2 separate regions of the Homo sapiens genome follow, and region 2 is linked to region 1. Evidence: chromatin loops called from intact Hi-C (ENCODE). Cell type or tissue: heart right ventricle. All regions are shown on one strand. Links, peaks and the distances in the headings refer to the core of each region. The heading gives the core; the rest is flanking DNA.

Region 1 (2,927 bases), core at 336-2,835:
TATCTAGGCTTTTTAAAAATTATTTTGCACCTTTCAAAACAAGATAATAGCTCTAGTCCTTCTAAATGTAGAAGACAATTAGTAGTACCCAAGACTCTTCTAACATTATAAGTTTACCTGGATTTAGGTATATAAAAGAGAGAATAATCTAAGTTGATATGACTTCATTTTGTATGGCCAGTTTTCCTACCTTATGGACAAAAGTTGGCTTTTTTTTAAATATAAAGAGAGACATTATTACATTAATTATTAGAAAAAGTGAACTCATATTACTTTTTCTCATTATGTCCCAAAACAGATTTTCCAAAAAGGAAACCCTCCCAAACAAACATAATAGTAAAATTAAGCAACCTGCATTCATCAACAGTGTCAGTAATTCTGAGCAATGCCATTTTTATCTTAATAATATAAAAATCTAGCATTTTGATTGATACAGATTATTTTTTCATGAGTTAGATCGCAAGCATAAATTGGCATAATTTCAGAGAATAAATATTTTCCAAATGCACAAATACAAATTTCATTTTGTTTATTATTAACCTATTCCATTTTGTAAAGCAGGCATTACTTTTATTTCATTTTCAGAGAACTATAGCTAGTTCTGTGAAAAACAAAAATGGTACTTTTTATCGCATCTAATATTAAACATTCAAAAATGCCTGCATAGGATTATTTTGTACAAAATCACAAAGCAAAATGAATTTGAAAGTAAAAGATTCCCTTGGAATGTATAGTCTATTTCTTTTCTTCTTTTTTTTTTTTTTTAGATCACTCTCAACAGAGTGGTTTTATAGCCAACACATTTTCATTATTTCATTTTCTCTTACACAATTTTGAAGAATTTCACATTTTGCCTTAAATATAATATTCTGGGAGAGTTTCATTTTATTGTCCACATGAATGCTATTTTAACTCTATCCCAGCTCTATTTCATTTTTGTGAAAGATATTGAATTTTAAAGTTGTCTCTTATAAAGTTGTGGTGCTAATGTAAATGAAACAAATTTGGAACTACAAAACTGAAAATTAAAAAGGAACTTGCAGTCAGGTAAAAATGATATAGGTTAGATCTATAAGGCCAGTGTTGTAGATATTGCGTACCACGTGGGCATTATATGCACAAATTAGCCTACCTTTGTAGACACCTCAAACTCATAGGCCTCATCCTCAGAAAGATGGTTTCTATTTCAAATTTTCTACATTCTGATGCCAGGCATCTCACCTGATGCTCAGCTTTCTTGTGAAAGAAACTAGATACCTTTTTGCAAATGTGAACCTCATTATTATTTCATTCTGCTAGGGTCTGTCAAAAATTTGATATCAGTAGTAACTCAGCTTCATAGTTTCTTCTAGCCATTAAATCCAAGCTAGCTAATGGGCTGGAATCATAGATTGGCTTTCATGCCCTCTGGTGGATGCTCAAAGAAATTGCTACAATCATTAGTAAAAAGAAAAAAAAACAACCCTCATTTTAAAAAACAAACATTCTCAGCCTGGCGCGGTGGCTCTGCCTGTAATACCAGGGAGGCCGATGTGGGCGGATGACCTGAGGTCAGGAGTTCGAGACCAACCTGGCCAACATGGCGAAACCCCATCTCTACTAAAAATACCAAAAAAAAAAAGTTAGCCAGACGTTGTGGCGGGTGCAGAGTCTGAGGGAGGCGAATTGCTTCAACCTACCTGGAAGGTGGAGGTTGCAGTGCACTGCAGCCTGGGCGACAGAGTGAGACTCTGTCTCCGAAAATAAATAAATAAATAACATTCTTTAACATGGGAAGAAAAAAAATTCAATCCTATTACAAACACAGAAATAAACCAATCAACCAACCAACACCAAACAGGTATTTTGTTTGAAGTGTACTGACTCATAAACGCAATTAACTTTAAAATAAATTCCAATTACTTCAACTCCGACTTTCACTACTGTCTTAGGCAAATTAGCTGATAAATCATTAGCTCTGTTTCTAGATGTGCTTACGCTTTTCTATGGGTTAATTATAACCACTGCCTGCTCTGTAAATGGAATGGGGTGTAACATACGTAGCTCATAGGATACAAACAAAAACTTTTTCTTAGAGTCACTCATTTGAGATCAATATAGTTATATTGATCATTCTCTGATGTTTACTTATTATAGTCACTTTTAAAGTTAGAAGATCATAGTGGAAAAATGCCTGAAATAGGAACTGAAAGATGTCAATACCTAGTCTCTAGTTTTGTTTCTTACACTAATTAGCTATACAACTTGGGCAAGTCAAATCGTCTTCCAGGGTCCACACTTTCTCATCTATTAAATGAAAGCAGACACACATGCATAGATAGGTAGATAGATAGATAGATGATAGATAGATAGATAGATAGATACCTTTTTGTCTACTTTTTAAAACAGAATTTGTGAGCTTTTCAACTATAAAAGTATATATATACTTTTGAAGTCTAATTGAACATTAGAAAATCAAGAAACATAAAAAATAAAATCATCTGTAGCCCCATTACGTGAAGATATGTTTTACATTTTTTACTTCTTTATAGTATGACTTCCTTTGTTGGCTTGGAATTACAAGCTATAACACTGCCAAATCATGTACTTGTTTAATTTTATATTTCTTTCTATTTAAGTAATAAATGAACTTAATTTTAAAAGTCAAGTAGTACTATAAAATCGAAATAGAAATCAGTACTTTTCTGTCATACCTAAGCCACACATTATCTCCGAGTCCAATTTCTTGAGACAACAATTTTCAACTCTTTAAGTATTTTGTTACAAATATTTATTATCCAATTCTAAAATGATGTGTTTTGGCACCATTTGGTTTTAATTTATTAATACTTTATTTATTTAATAAATTAATAAATAATAAATTATTAATAAATAATAATAATTAAATTTTCACAATCTGAGATTAGCATTTAGGTTTCTTACTGTAT
Region 2 (2,927 bases), core at 145-2,644, 80 kb after region 1:
AAGGAATATATAGTTCGCTTGAGGCTAATAAGTATACACAAACACAGTCATCTCTTAATTGTTCTTTCCTGTGGGATTTTGGTTATATTCAATAACTATATATGTGCAAGTTTTATCAAATGTATTTTAAATTTCATCACCTCTTGTGACAAAAATTGTGGCATTATTCTCTCTGATAAATACATTTTTAAAATTTTCTTTCTTTATTTATTTGAGACAAGGTCTTACTCTGTTACCCAGGCTACAGTGCAGTGGCATGATCTTGTCTTACTCCAACCTCTGCCTCCCGGGTTCAAGCGATTCTTGAGCCTCAGGCACCCAAGTAGCTGGGACTACAGGCGTGAGCCACTGTGCCCAACTGATCTTAGAAAGATTGTCCTGTGTATTAGGCCGTTCTTGCATTGTTGTAAAGCAATACCTGAGACTGGGTAATTTATAAGAAAAGAGGTTTAATTGGATCATGGTTCTGCAGGCTGTAAAAGCATGTCATCAGCACCTGGTTGGCTCCTGGTGAGGACCTCCGGAAGCTTACAGTCATGGAGGAAAGTGAATGGGGAACAGGTACCCCACAGGGTGAAAGCAGGAGAGGGAGAGAGTGGGGAGGGGGTAGTGGGGACGGAGGTGCCACACACTCTTGAATAACCAGATCTCACTAGAACTCACTATCACAAAGACAGCACCAAGCTATGAGGGATCTGACTCCATGATTCAAACACCTCCCATCAGACCCGACCTCCAGCATTGAGGAATACAAATTCAACATGAAATTTGGGTGGGGAAAAATATTCAAAGTATATCATCCTGGAAGACCACTAAGGAATCAGCAAGTCTAGTCATTCCCTCTATCAAATTTCAGTTTTAAGAGTCATGATAGGGATTGGGCACCTCTATTATTAAATACAAAACTAACCATACAAAAACCTATAAAAGGAAATTTGAAAAACAGAGGTGACTTGGATGTTTAGCAACGGCTGATGACTACTGTTCTAGGACAATACTGCAGTTCAGACCATTTTAAAGGTTAGGAAGCAGAAGCTCAGAAAGCAGAAATGATTGTGTCGAGAACAGACAGGGATTCTGCAGCCAAACCTAGACTGGAACTGAGGCCATCTAGCAGCAGTTAGGTGAATTAGCAGTTAGACAGACCCCTTTGTTCTCTATATCTCCACCCCTATTTACCATCTCCAGGGTTCTATATCTGGGCTATCTGAATGGCTATTTTAACTTTTACAGGTTACAATTATAAATATATTACAAACTAGTATGTTAATTATAGATCATCTTAAAAATTCGATGCAGAAGTCTCACTGCTGCTTTTCTTTTGCTGCTTGGAATTCAGTCAGCCAAATTTGCCTCAGGCCCAATAATCTCAAGGTTTACCTCAAGTGCTCTTACTTAATAAAGACAACCTCTCAGTTGAGGGAGCACACATGTTCCCCAAAGAGAAGCTATCATTCACCAACAAGCTCATTTTCTAGGCAAGTTATGACTCAATAGCTCATGAGTTTCCAGGAATAGTGCGTGCATGAATAAAAGCTACAAGGGGAAGTATTTAATGCCAACAGGAATAAAGATATTGACTATTATATTAAGTCAAAAGTATGCAGCCTGTAGCAGTATGATTTTCTTGATCTGAATGCTAGTTACATGGTTGTACTTCCTTTGTTAAAAGGCATCAAGCTCTACATATATGATTAGTGCAGTTTTATGTATTCATGTTACACCTCAATAAAATGTTGATTTAATATAATAAAAAATAATAATAACATAGCACTGCCTTACTTTGTCATTTAGAACAAGGCAGAGAGTGGCAAGTAATTACAAGAAATTATACCTGACAACCACGTCAAATAATTTAATGTTGTCACACTTTAAAATCCAGTTTTCTGAATTCCTAGCTCTGCAATGTTGGGCAAGCCATATTACCTTCTGGAGCCTCAGATTTTTCTATATCTCCTAAATAGAAAAAATAAATACTCAGTTCATGAAGATCCTATGGTGTGATAACATAATATTGGTTAAACAAAAAGCACAGACTTAAAAAGCACCTGTCTCTCAGCAGAAATCAGTAACTCATTTATTTGTTCTCATTTGTTTGTTCAAGCATTCTTTCTGTCAAACACCATTCTGGAACACAAAGGCAAATAGATAAGCTACAGTTTTGCTTTTTGAGTAGCATAAGTAATATCTTCCCTCACCCCACCCCTTTTCTTCCGATGCCTGATTCAAGTATAGTTTTCTAACCATTTCTTCCAACATCTGCCACATGTTCTCTGGTTAGAGTAGGAAAATTGACCCTGCTTCACTCTTCCCTCCTCTCAGTGGTGTGTGAAACACCTTCCAATGGGCTTACATGGAGTACCATACCATCTTTCATAAAGCACTCACCACATTATTCTGCAGTTATTTTATTTTTATAACAAATAGTACCTGAGTGGATGAATGGATGCATACTCTTCCCCTGCCCCATTACGTCTCACACCTTCCTCCTTGGTCACCATAAACCTTAATTCGATCTCTCCTTCTAATTTCTTCTAGTGATACCCTCTCTCTTTCTTTCCTTGATACGCTCTAAATAGAAGTACTCCTTCTGGCCGGGCGTGGTGGCTCACAGCTGTAATCCCAGCACTTTGGGAGGCCGAGTTGGACAAATCACCTGAGGTCAGGAGTTAGAGACCAGCCTGGCCAACATGGTGAACCCCGTCTCTCCTAAAAATACAAAATTAGCCAGGCATGATGGCAGGCACCTGTAATCCCACCTACTAGGGAGGCTGAAGAAGGAGGATTGCTTGAACCCAGGAGGTGGAGGTTGCAGTGAGCCGAGATCACGGCATTCCACTCCAGCCTGGGCGACAGAGCAAGACTCCCTCAAAAAAAAGAATACTCCTTCCTCAATACCCCGATGTTACTATATTTTAACTTTCTTA

Evidence for each region. A loop is a pair of places that touch in the nucleus more often than their neighbours do. Peaks named below come from ENCODE experiments on the same cell type or tissue, not always from the same donor. Only the 100,000 strongest peaks of a DNase experiment are listed, where the experiment ranks them.
Region 2: it touches region 1 in a loop (2.2-fold over the local background); 8 of 110 quality-filtered maps call a loop at or near these places.

Annotation. Positions count from the first base shown.
Region 1 is chr3:190,423,160-190,426,086 of GRCh38, forward strand. No RefSeq gene overlaps it. Among named protein-coding and RNA genes, the nearest start is that of TMEM207, 25 kb to the right of the region's middle. In heart right ventricle, for the core only: CTCF peaks have their summits at 1,392 (motif pointing left) and 1,592; a DNase peak (open chromatin) is centred at 1,522.
Region 2 is chr3:190,503,471-190,506,397 of GRCh38, forward strand. No RefSeq gene overlaps it. Among named protein-coding and RNA genes, the nearest start is that of IL1RAP, 9.2 kb to the right of the region's middle. RefSeq lists a silencer at 1,370-1,664. In heart right ventricle, for the core only: a CTCF peak has its summit at 1,135; no DNase peak of the experiment used is centred there; H3K27ac peaks cover 990 bases.